Regions from separate parts of the Homo sapiens genome. Here region 2 is linked to region 1. The links are chromatin contacts, found by Hi-C or POLR2A ChIA-PET in ENCODE. All regions are on one chromosome and are shown on one strand. Each heading gives the region's core, a stretch centred on a gene start or an enhancer-like site at or near the end of the contact. The rest is flanking DNA. Distances are from core to core; before and after follow the strand shown.

Region 1 (5,515 bases), core at 3,016-5,515:
GTCGGCGGCCCCGGAGCGCCCCAGCCCCTCCTCGGGACCGCAACTCGTTGCGACGGTCCCCGCGCCCCGAGACCCCCGCCGCGCCTCGCCCCGGGACCCCCTGCCCTGCAGCGGCGGCAGCGCGGGGCGGGCCTGGGCCCCTCTCCCAGGAGCCGCGGCGAGGGAGGCGCCCCCGGAGCCACCGCGGGAGGGGCCGCGCCCCGAGTCCCCATCCCGTACTCCACCCGCTCCCCCGCGCCCGGCCCCGCGCCACCCACTCGGTCCCCCAGCGGCGCGATCCCCGCGTCCGCCCTCGCCCGGCCCCCCGCGCCTCCCCCTCCCGGGCCGGTCGCCCACCCATCGGGGTCCCAGGTGCCCCGCGCCGCCTACCGCGCCCGGGGTGCCGCCGCCGCCGCTGCTCTCCAAGGCCGAGGAGGCTCGGGCGCCCGGGCCGCGCCCGCCGCAGGGAGCGAAGTCGCCTCCTCCCCGCGGCCCCGGCCCCGGCGCCGGCGCCTGGAGCCTGGTTCCTGCTGCGAGCGCGCAGGCTGCCCGAGCGCGACTTCTGTGCGGAGGAGAAAAAGCAACCGACGGCTTTAAAGTGAAAAAAAAGAGAAAAGCGCCGGTGGGCGGGGCCGTCCCTGCCCCGCCCCGCCCCGCCCCGCCCCCGACCTCGGGCGCACGGACCACTCAGCACTGCAGGGAAGGCCGGGGGCGCGGGGCGCGGGGCGCGGGGCGCGTCAGCCCGGCGCTGGTTCGGCCGCCCCCTCCGCCCCCTTAGTCCGCAGCCCTCTCCCGAGCCGCCGCCCTGGTGTTGCCGGCCCGAAGCTCGGGTCCCTCCGGAGGCGTCTTTGGGAAACGCGTGGCGCAGGGCCTGGGTTGCAGCCGTGGGAGGCTGGAGTGGGGGCGGGGGTCTTACGAGAAGGAGAAATCTTCGCGGAGAGTGGGGTTGTCCCAGGAACCCCGAGCAAGGCCTCGCCGGCCTCCTCTGAAGTGCCCAGCGGGGACGAGTGGGCAGCCGCCGGGGGTCCAGGGAGCCTCCTGCAGCGCTGTTTCGGCCGCTCGCGTTTCGGTGCCCACGGGGACGGGGGCCTCGGACCTCGAGACCCTGAGGGCGCGGGCACCTGGCATCCGCAGGGCTGCTCCCTGAACAGGTCCCAGCCTCTGGGGACTTGTCCTGTGGCTCTAGCTCGTTCAAGGAATTTTCCTCCCCCTTCCCCGAACAGAGCAGTCACTTGGGACTGGGAAGATTTTAAAGACTTTGCTGTTTTGAGAGCAAAATCTCCTGGCATTCCCCACCCCTCGCTGTGTAGTGTCCATTGAAAACGGTGAGGAGTTAGCCTTTCTGGGGGAGCCGAAACAAATAGCGGGGCTTCCGTAGTTACTGTGTCTTTACCATAACCCAGTACAGTGAGGGTGGGACTAATGACACACTCACTGTAAAGGCGAGGAAACAGTGCCTGGCCCGAGGCCAGCTGTCCAGAGCTTGGAACCCAATTGAACTGTGAGATTACAAAGTTTGATGTCTCTCATTTTACGGTGCTGAAAATCAGTTTGGTTTAGCTTTGTTTGAACTCAGAATAGGATTACGGAGACTCAACCAACTGCCCTGGGCTGGGCGGGCCTGAGTGGGCATTCTGACTTTCCAGGTGCCAGCGGTTTAGGAATGTTGAACCCAGACTAGTCAGGTGGGCAGCCATGGCCAGCAGCTTAGGGGTGCTTCCCATTTAAAAGATCACTTGAGGCTGGAGGTGGTGGCTCTCACGCCCTTAATCCCCACACTTTGGGTGGCTGAGGCAGGCAGATCACTTAAGCCCAGGAGTTCAAGAGCAGCCCGGGCAACAGAGCAAGACACAGACTCTGCACAAAAATTAAATAATAATAATAATAATTGGCCGGGCATGATGGCTCACACCTGTAATCCCAGCGCTTTGGGAGGCTGAGGCAGGTGGATCACCTGAGGTCAGAAGTTCAGGACCAGGCTGGGCTTGGTGGCTCACACCTGTAATCCCAGCACTTTGGGAGGTCGAGGCGGGCGGATCACGAGGTCAGGAGATGGAGACCATCCTGGCTAACACGATGAAACCCGTCACTACTACAAATATAAAAAATTAGCCAGGCGTGGTGGCGGGCATCTGTAAGTCCCAGCTACTTGGGAGGCTGAGGCAGGAGAATGGTGTGAACCCGGGAGGCAGAGATTGCAGTGAGCCGAGATTGCGCCACTGCACTCCAGCCCAGGTGACAGAGCGAGACTCCGTCTCACAAAAAAAAAAAAAAAAAAAAAAAAAGAAGTTCAGGACCAGCCTGGCCAACATGGCAACACTCCATCTCTACTGAAAATGCAAAAATTAGCTGGGTGTGGTGGTACGTGCCTGCGATCCCAGCTACTCGGGAGGCTGAGGCAGGAGAATCTCTTGAACCCAGGAGGCAGAGGTTGCAGTGAGCCGACATCGCACCACTGCACTCCAGCCTGGGCAACAGAGCGAGACTCCATCTCAAAAAAAAAGAAAAAAAAGGTAATAATAATTTTAAAAGAGCATATGACCCCCTCCAGCCACTCTGCAGTTTGAGAACTGTTGTTTACTTGGGAGACTGGTGAGAGCCTCTGGGACAGGCCCATGGGGTGCAGCCCACGTCAGTCATTGCTGAAAATCACAGCTGCCTCTGATGGGTTCATTTCTCCTTGGGAGAGTAGCCCTGTTTGGTGGATTATTCACTGTGTGTGTGGCATCTACCAGACACTGGCATCTCATGGGGCTGGTGCTACGGCCACGTGGCCTGGGGCCATGGTGTTGTCAGCTTTGCTAAGAGGAACTCCACCAAGCCTCACCTCTTAACATCTGGGAAGCTTCCAGGGCAGACTGGGGCACTTTGGAGCTAGAGACCCAGCTTTGATGTTTAAGGCCCTGAAAGACAGTTCCTGATGAAAAGTCTTCAGCACCCCCACCCCACCCCCCTTCGGCGTTAATCTGGAAATCTCAGCTCTTGATCCAGTTGAATAATTAGACCCTGCTGACCTAAATTTCCCAGAAGAACCCCTGGGGAGTGGGCCTTCTCTCCTCCAGGACGCTGGGCAGGTTGGCCGGATGATGGAAGGCTGGTCAGCCGGCAGTGACTGCTGCAGCATGGGGCAATGTTGAGCAATCCTGGAAGCCAGTTTATGTGTCAGAAGGGCTCAGAATCACCCTAGCATGCTGATACTATTGTTTGTTAAAAAAAGATACATAATCTTGCAACATTGTGACATAAGCTGATAGATACTATCCAAAAATTTGAAGGGTGACTCAGGACTTATACAAAGATCTGTGTACTGCAGGGGTGAGTCGGGAGGGAGGTGGCTCTGGGCTCCCAGTGGTGTCATCCCCAACCCCCTCCCCAACTCCACCCCACCCCCACACACATTTTATCACTTGCATCAGCACAATTTGCTCATGTCTTTAATCTGTCTCCGGGAAATGGTGAAGAGAAACTTGATAGATGGTGAATTAGCATCAGCTGCTTTTTCTGATGATGGTTCTGAGCCTTGAGCTCTTAGCACAGAATCCTGCTGCCCTCACAAGTGTTAAAGGCTGCCATCTTCTCTGAATCCCTTTTGCTGATTGGAGCAAATGTGCAAAGGATTTGGTAATAGACAAACCCAATGCAACCCCCAGCTCTGCTATTCATCAGCTGTGTGACCTTGAGCAAGTTACTTAACCTTTCTGAGATTTCCTGTTCTCATCTGTAGAACTGCTCTACACATTTCCCCAGAAACTGGGGAGGTGGTGCAATCATTCAACCAACATTAACTGAACACAATTAATTGTGCTAGAATGAAATCAAGGATTTTGAGAATTTTCAAGATAATAGGTTTTTTTTTTAAAGAAAAGCTTGGTATCCACAACACAGAATTGTAGCAAGATCCACCAGAACATGAAGAACACTGAAGCATATTAATAAAATCTACATCTATTATGCATCCTTAGCATAAGATGTGTACTTATCTCATGATGCAAAACAGAAGTAGAGTGTTTATATGTTAATTAAAAAAAAAAAATAGAGGCAGGGTCTTACCATGTTGCCCAGGCTGGTCTTGAACTTCTGGGCTCAAGTGATCTTCTTGCCGTGGCCTCCCGAAGTACTGGGATTATAGGCATGAGCCATCACAGCTGACTTCTCGCAGAATTTTGATCTCATAATATTCCCTAATTTAGTACATTGATTCATTTTGTAGATCATTTGGTCATAAATTACTGTAGTGCTCACACTGGATCACATCTTGTCAGACAGCGACGCCTGCTGGCAAAGCATGATATTGCACTATAGCTCTATCAGACTTTGTTAATCACGAATAAAGGAAAAGACTAAGAGCAAAGTTTTGGGGAGATTTAAATGAGACATTAGATGATAAACAGGCTTGGAAAGAGTTCCTATGACTTTGAGAAAAAAATAATAAAGAGATGATATTGGGTTTGGGACAATAACTATTGCAAAGTTCTTCAAAAACACAGTGAAGTAACAGCAGACTGTGATATTGGTGCCTATCTTAAATCTTCACCAGTTGCTTTTAACAGTATTTCAGTTTATTTCTATCCATGGGACATCTTGAATATACATTATAATATAATTAATTAATTTTAATAGTATTAATGTAGTAAAACTCCATTAAACAATCAAAGTGAAACCCCCTCCAAGTATTTATTATTTGGCCCTTCAGTATTTATTTTTATTAAAAATTTAGGAACCTAATGAATAAATATGGAACAGTGCTGTTCTGCATGCTGGAGAGTGATAAACAACATGGACCAGGCTCTGGGCCTTAGAGAATTTCCATTTCAGTGGGAGAGACCAATAGTAAACAATAAATGAGATCATTCCAGATGGTAACAGTGTTAACAAATAATCATTTTATATAAGTTTGCTCTGTGATCTTTTTTTTTAAACTTAGAGAGGGAGAAAGACCTGTATTCAGTGGCTTCAGTTCAAATTTTAAGACTCTATATAAATATTCTAGAAAAGGTCACCTTTCTGTCTCAAATAACAGATCAGAGACTTCCAATAGTCAGGGATACATCTCACCCTCCTGTTCCCCACCACAGGGCTTGCTGTGTTTGGTCAACACCCTGACAAAGAGTCCAAACCGACAGGTCCAGCTTCTCTGCTCCATCCTCATCTCAGGATGCCCCTGTCCCCAGCCAGAGGATCAACGGCCTCATTCATTCAGCAAGCATTTATTGGATGTAAGTTGTATGCCTTGCTCTGTGCTGGGAGGTTTTAAAGTTAGTGTTGATCCCATGAGGGACCAGATTGGAGAATGAGAGTGAATTAGCTCCCATTCTGCCTCATTCCTGGAAAAATACGCCCAGGAGCTTGGAGCGTCAGTCCTGCCACCCTTCTTTTTTCTCAGAGGGAGTCTCACTCTGTTGCCCAGGCTAGAGTGTAGTGGCATGATCTTGGCTCACTGCAACCTCCACCTCCCAGGTTCAAGGGATTCTCCTGCCTCAGCCTCCCTAGTAGCTGGAGCTACAGGCACCCGTCACCATGCCTGGCTAATTTTTGT
Region 2 (5,751 bases), core at 2,772-5,271, 500 kb before region 1:
GGGCCCGGCCAGAAATCTTAACATTAAACTAAAAAGGATTTGGGGCCGCATGTGGTGGCTCACACCTGTAATCCCAGCACTTTGGGAGGCCGAGGCAGGCGGATCACTTAAGGTCAGGAGTTCAAGACCAGCAGCTTGGCCAACATGCTGAAACTCCATCTCTACTAAAAATACAAAAATTAGTGGGCATGGTGGTGGGCACCTGTAATCCCAACTTCTCAGGAGGCTGAGGCAGGAGAATTGTTTGAACCCAGAAGGCGGAGGTTGCAGTGAGCTGAGGCTGTGCCACTGCGCTTCAGCCTGGGTGGCAGAGCGAGACTCCATCTCAAAAAAAAAGGATTTGGGCCGGGCATGGTGGCTCACTCCTGTAATCCCAGCTCTTTGGGAGGCCAAGGCAGGGGGATTGCTTGAGCCCAGAAGTTCGAGACCAGCCTGGGCAATACAGTGAGACCGCCTTCTCTACAAAAAAATTTTAAAACTAGCTGGACATGGTGGCTCCCCAGCTACTCGGGAGGCTGAGGCAGAAGGATTTCTGGAGTCCAGGAGTTGGAGGCTGCAGCCTGGGCAACAGAGCAAAAAGCCTGTGATCTGAAAAAGTTGTGAACTTTGCTTTAGGAAGTCCTGCCACTTTAACTACAAACCTTCAAATTCTTTGTCTTTCAGCTTTAGGGTTGCTATATTTAAGCCAGGTTTAACAGGAGAAACAATTCCATCTTTTTTTTTTTTTTTTTTTTTGAGATAGAGTCTCACTCTGTTGCCCAGGCTGGAGTGCAGTGGTGCGATCTCGGCTCACTGCAAGTTCTGCCTCCTCCCGCCTCCCGGGTTCACGCCATTCTCCTGCCTCGGCCTCCCGAGTAGCTGGGACTACAGGCGCCCACCACCACGCCTGGCTAATTTTTGTATTTTTAGTAGAGACGGGGTTTCACCTTGTTAGCCAGGATGATCTCGATCTCCTGACCTCATGATCCACTCACCTTGGCCTCCCAAAGTGCTGGGATTACAGGCGTGAGCCGCCGCGCCCGGCCCTGTTTTTTTTTTAATCCTAATTTTTAAAAGCACATTTGCGATCGTCACACCCTGATTTTTCAAAAATAGCCTTGTGATTGTCGCTGTCTCTTGCCTTTCATATAGCTGAATCCGCTAGATTAGCCTCAGTGGTCAGCAAAAGGGAGTCCACGGCGCCTGACCTGTGCTCCGAAATATGCGTAATATTTGATGCTGAGTATACAAAACTGGATATATTCATGCCAGTAGAATTTTCAGAATTTTCAAAAGAAAAGTGAATTGAAATATACTGACAAAATATTTTAATGGCGATCTCAACAAAACATTTAAAAAGTCCTCAACAAAAATCAAATCAAACAATGTGCAAGAAGAATGATACACCATGACCGTATAGGATCTAGTCCACATACATAAGACTGTTTCAACATTTGACAGTCAATAATTCACCAATCAATACGCTAAAAAAGAAAAGTCACAGCATACCAATTAATGCCGAAATAGCATTTCAGAAGATGCTATTCATTCATTCATGATGAAAACTCTCAAAGTTAGGAATAGAGGGGCTCTCTCTCAATTTGATAAATAACATCTACGAAAACCTACTTAATAAACATACTTAAAGGTGAAAAAAGAATTGGCGACATTGTGGAAACCCCTAAGCATTACTGTTCAAGGTTATCAGTGCTTTCATTTTTCTTTCATAGCGGAATTCGGAGTGAAACAACACAAACTTACCCTACAGAGCGAGAAAAGTCTTGAGTGAAATTATTTGATACACCAAACAAGCAGATAAATAGGAACCCTGATTAGGTATTTGATGATATTAAATAATTGTGAAATTTTAGGTAATACTGCCATTATGGTTAGTTTTTATTTATTTTACTTTATTTTTTTAGATAGGGTCTTGCTCTGTTGCCCAGGCTGGAGTGCAGTGGTGCAGTTATGACTCATTGCAGCCTCTACCAGCCAGGCTCAAGCGATTCTCCCACCTCAGCCTCCCAAGTAGCTGGGACTACAGGTGTGCATCACCACGCCTGGCTAATTTTTGTATTTTTTACTAGAGACGGGTTTCGCCATGTTGCCTTAGCTGATTTTGAACTCTTGGGCTCAAGCAATCCACTCTCCTTAGCCTCCCAAAGTGCTGGGATTACAGGCATAAGCCACCTCTCCCAGCTTATTTTATTTTTTACCTTTAAGCTCTATTGGACTTGATATGGTTAGTTTTAAAAAGAGTTGTTATCTTTTAGAGATGTATGATGCGGTATTGAGAGGGGAAGTTATATGATGTCTGGCATTTGCTTCAAAATAAGTGGTATCGGTGTTGGGAGTGGGAGTGAAGTCAAACAAGATTCATTCTGCGTGGATCATTATAGTGGTTAGTGAGGAGCACATGGGGCTTCTTACTCTCTGTTGTCTACTTTGGTATCTTATCAATTTTACACAATACGAGAAGGTAAAATTACTTGATATAAAGCATGTTTGGTTTCATCTGTTAGGATGGTCTATCAAAAAGCAGAAAATAACAAGTGCTGGGAAGGAGGTGGAGAAATCGGGGCCCTTGTGCACGGTTGGTGGGAATGGAAAATGGTGCAGTCACTATGGAGAACGGTATGGCGGCTCCTCAAAACACAAAGATACAATCACCCTAAAGATAGAATCACCGTATGATCCAGCAGTCCGCCTTCTGGGCATATTCACAAAAGATTAGAAAACAGGGCCTTGAGGTATTTGTACACCAGCATTAGCAGCATTGTTCACAATGGCCAAAAGGTGGAAGCAACCCAGCGTCTGTTAACCAGGGAATGGATAAGCAAAACATGGTATCCTTCTAACGGAACATCATCCAGCCTCGAAAAGGAATTCCAACGCATGCCACAGCAGGGGGGCACCTCGAGGACATTATGCTAATGAAGCCAGTTACAAAAGGATAAGTGTGGTGTGATCCCACTCATATGAGGTACTAGAATAGTCAAATTCCTTTTGTTTTTTTTTTTTTTTTTTTTTGAGACGGAGTCTCGCTCTGTCGCCCAGCTTGGAGTGCAGTGGCGTGATCTTGGCTCACTGCAAGCTCCGCCTCCCGGGTTCACGCCATTCTCCTGCCTCAGCCTCCTGAGGAGCTGGGACTGCAGGCACCCGCCACCACGCCTGGCAAATGTTTTGCATTTTTTAGTAGAGATGGGGTTTCAAAGTGTTAGCCAGGATGGTCTCGATCTCCTGACCTCATGATCCGCCTGCCTCGGCCTCCCAAAGTGCTGGGATTACAGGCGTGAGCCACTGCGCCCGGCCTCAAATTCCTTTTTTTTTTGGAAACAGTCTCACTCTGTCACCCAGGCTGGAGTACAGTGGCATGATCTCAGCTCACTGCAACCTCCGCCTCCTGGGTTCAAGCGATTGTCCTGCCTCAGTCTCCCAAGTGACTGGAATTAGCATGGACTACCATGCCCAGCTAATTTTTGTATTTTTAGTAGAGATGGGGTTTCACCATGTTGGCCAGGCTGGTTTCAAACTCCCAACCTCAGGTGATCCACCCATGTCGGCCTCCCAAAGTGCTAGGATTACAGGCATGAGCTACCGCATCTGGCCTAGAATGGTCAAATTCTTTATTTTTATTTTTTTGAGACAGGGTCTCACTCTGTCATGCAGGCTGGAGTGCAGTGGCACCATCTTGGCGTACTGCAGCCTCGACCTCCCAGGCTCAGGTGATCCTCCCACCTCACCCTCCCAAGTAGGCGGGACTACAAGTGTGGCACCACCATGCCTGGCTAATTTTTGTATTTTTTGTAGAGACGGGGTCTCGCCAGGTTGGCCGGGCTGATCTTGAACTCCTGAACTCAAGCGATCCACCTTCCTCAGCTTCCTAAAGTGCTGGGATTACAGGTTTGAGCCACCACGCCGGACCCTTAGTCAAATAGTCAAATTCACAGAGACAGAAAATAGAATGGTGGCTGCCAGGGGCTGGGGGAGGGGAAATAGGAAGTTAGTATTTAGTGGGTGCAGAGTTTCAGTTTTGCAAGATGAAAGAAGTTCTAGAGACGGGTAGTGGTGGTGACGGTTGGATGACAGTGTGAATGTACTTAATGCTATTGGCCTGTACACTTAAAAATGGTTAAGATGGTAAATTTTTATACTGTGTATTTTCCCACATTAAAAAAACTTGTTTGGAATTTGGAGGAAAAATTAGAAGGCTCACGCCTGTAATCCCAGCACTTTGGGAGGCCAAGGCAGGTGGATCACGAGGTCAGGAGATCGAGACCATCCTGGCTAACATGGTGAAACCCCGTCTCTCTAAAAACACAAAAAATTAGCCGGGCACGGTGGCAGGTGCCTGTAGTCCCAGCTACCCGGGAGGCTGAGGCAGGAGAATGGCGTGAACCCGGGAGGCGGAGCTTGCAGTGAGCCGAGATCACACCACTGCACTCCAGGCTGGGCGACAGAGTGAGACTCCGTCTCAAAAAAAAAAAAAAAAAAATTAGAAGGCTCACTTTAAGCTTTCAAAAGTTGCAATTGTAGGAAGTGAGGATTACTTTGCAGGTTCTGTTTCAAATTCATATTTTTATCAACCATAACACAAGCTCTGAGAGGGCAGGGGCTGTTTTACTCACCATTATTTTCTTGGTACCTAGAAGACTACCTGGGCCTCGAGAAAGACGGATGGATGGATGGAAGAAGGGGGAAACAGAAGCCCCTTCTTCTGGATTCTCCTGCCCTGTCATTCCTCCTTAGCTCTCAGTTCTAGTTGGGGACAGCCCCATCTCCGTGTGCGGGAGATACCTAGACTCTAAACTGCAGTCTCAGCCCAGCCCCTTCCCCTTCTCTTCTCACCCCTGCAGCCACCTCTTCACCCCCAACTTCGTTCTTGGGACTCTCCTGGCATCCTACCCTGAGGCTCATGTGCAGGGTCTGGTCCCCTTGCTTCCTTCTTAGTGTTCAGGGTGGGATGTGCACCAGGGAGAAGGACATAGGGGTTCCTCCTCCATCTGTTCCTGCTCATTCCCTGGTCTTTTCTCATGATGCCACCATGCATGCCTTGCGCTCCCCAACACGAGGAGCCCGATGTAGCTCTCAGGCCCTGTGAGCTGGGTAGTGGTGAGCCCATGCCCAGCCATAGACCGCCTGGTGGCGGACAGGCAGGTGTCCCAGCCTGTGAGCAAGAGAGTGGATCCAGATGTGCAGAGCTTGCAAACAGCTCTCACCTTTGTTTTTTTTTTTTTTTTTTTTTTTTTGAGACGGAGTCTCACTCTTGTCAGCCAGGCTGCAGTGGAGTGCAATAGCACAATCTCAGCTCACTGCAACCTCCACCTCCCGGGTCCAAGCAATTCTCCTGCCTCAGTCTCCTGAGTAGCTGGGATTACAGGTGCCCACCACCACACCTGGCTAATTTTTAGTGTTTTTAGTAGAGACGGGGTTTCGCCATGTTGGCCAGGCTGGTTTCGAACTCCTGACTTCAGGTGATCAGCCTGCCTCGGCCTCCCAAAGTGCTGGGATTACAGGCATGAGCCACCGCGCCCAGCCTCACCTTTCGTAGAACAGCTGCATTGTGTGTAACAGTATGTGGTGGTATGATGCTTGTCCTGGGAAAAGTGAATAAATGCAGGGAAAGTTTCACTGTACTATTAAAAAACTCAATTGTTCTGTTAGCTTAAGAATTTATTTGACACTTAATGTGTGTGTTTTTTGTTTGTTTGAGGCAGGTCTCGCTCTGTCACCCAGTCTGGAGTGCAGTGGTGTGATCTCAGCTCACTGCAA

What was found. Hi-C counts contacts between places; a loop is a spot of excess contacts on that map. ChIA-PET counts read pairs that join two places held with the same protein, here RNA polymerase II (POLR2A). Pooled maps may share reads with other maps.
Region 2: a loop to region 1 is called in a pooled map, with 2.3 times the contacts of the local background. The contact joins two enhancer-like sites. A Hi-C loop is called at or near these places in 1 of 50 pooled maps. POLR2A ChIA-PET finds 5 or more read pairs at or near these places in 3 of 52 experiments (AG04450, GM12878 and K562).

The regions. Positions count from the first base shown.
Region 1 is chr1:9,287,926-9,293,440 of GRCh38, reverse strand. SPSB1 (splA/ryanodine receptor domain and SOCS box containing 1) reads right to left here and starts at 547. Exons shown (of 3, transcript NM_025106.4): 1 at 370-547. RefSeq lists silencers at 443-512, 583-662, 713-882. Within about 2 kb of position 4,265, at least 3 of the 41 ENCODE cell types and tissues checked have a DNase peak (open chromatin) inside an H3K27ac peak, as active enhancers do.
Region 2 is chr1:9,786,126-9,791,876 of GRCh38, reverse strand. All of the region lies in intron 1 of CLSTN1 (calsyntenin 1), which reads left to right. Among named protein-coding and RNA genes, the nearest start is that of CLSTN1, 35 kb to the left of the region's middle. RefSeq lists enhancers at 2,631-3,419, 5,053-5,553. Within about 2 kb of position 4,021, at least 7 of the 41 ENCODE cell types and tissues checked have a DNase peak (open chromatin) inside an H3K27ac peak, as active enhancers do.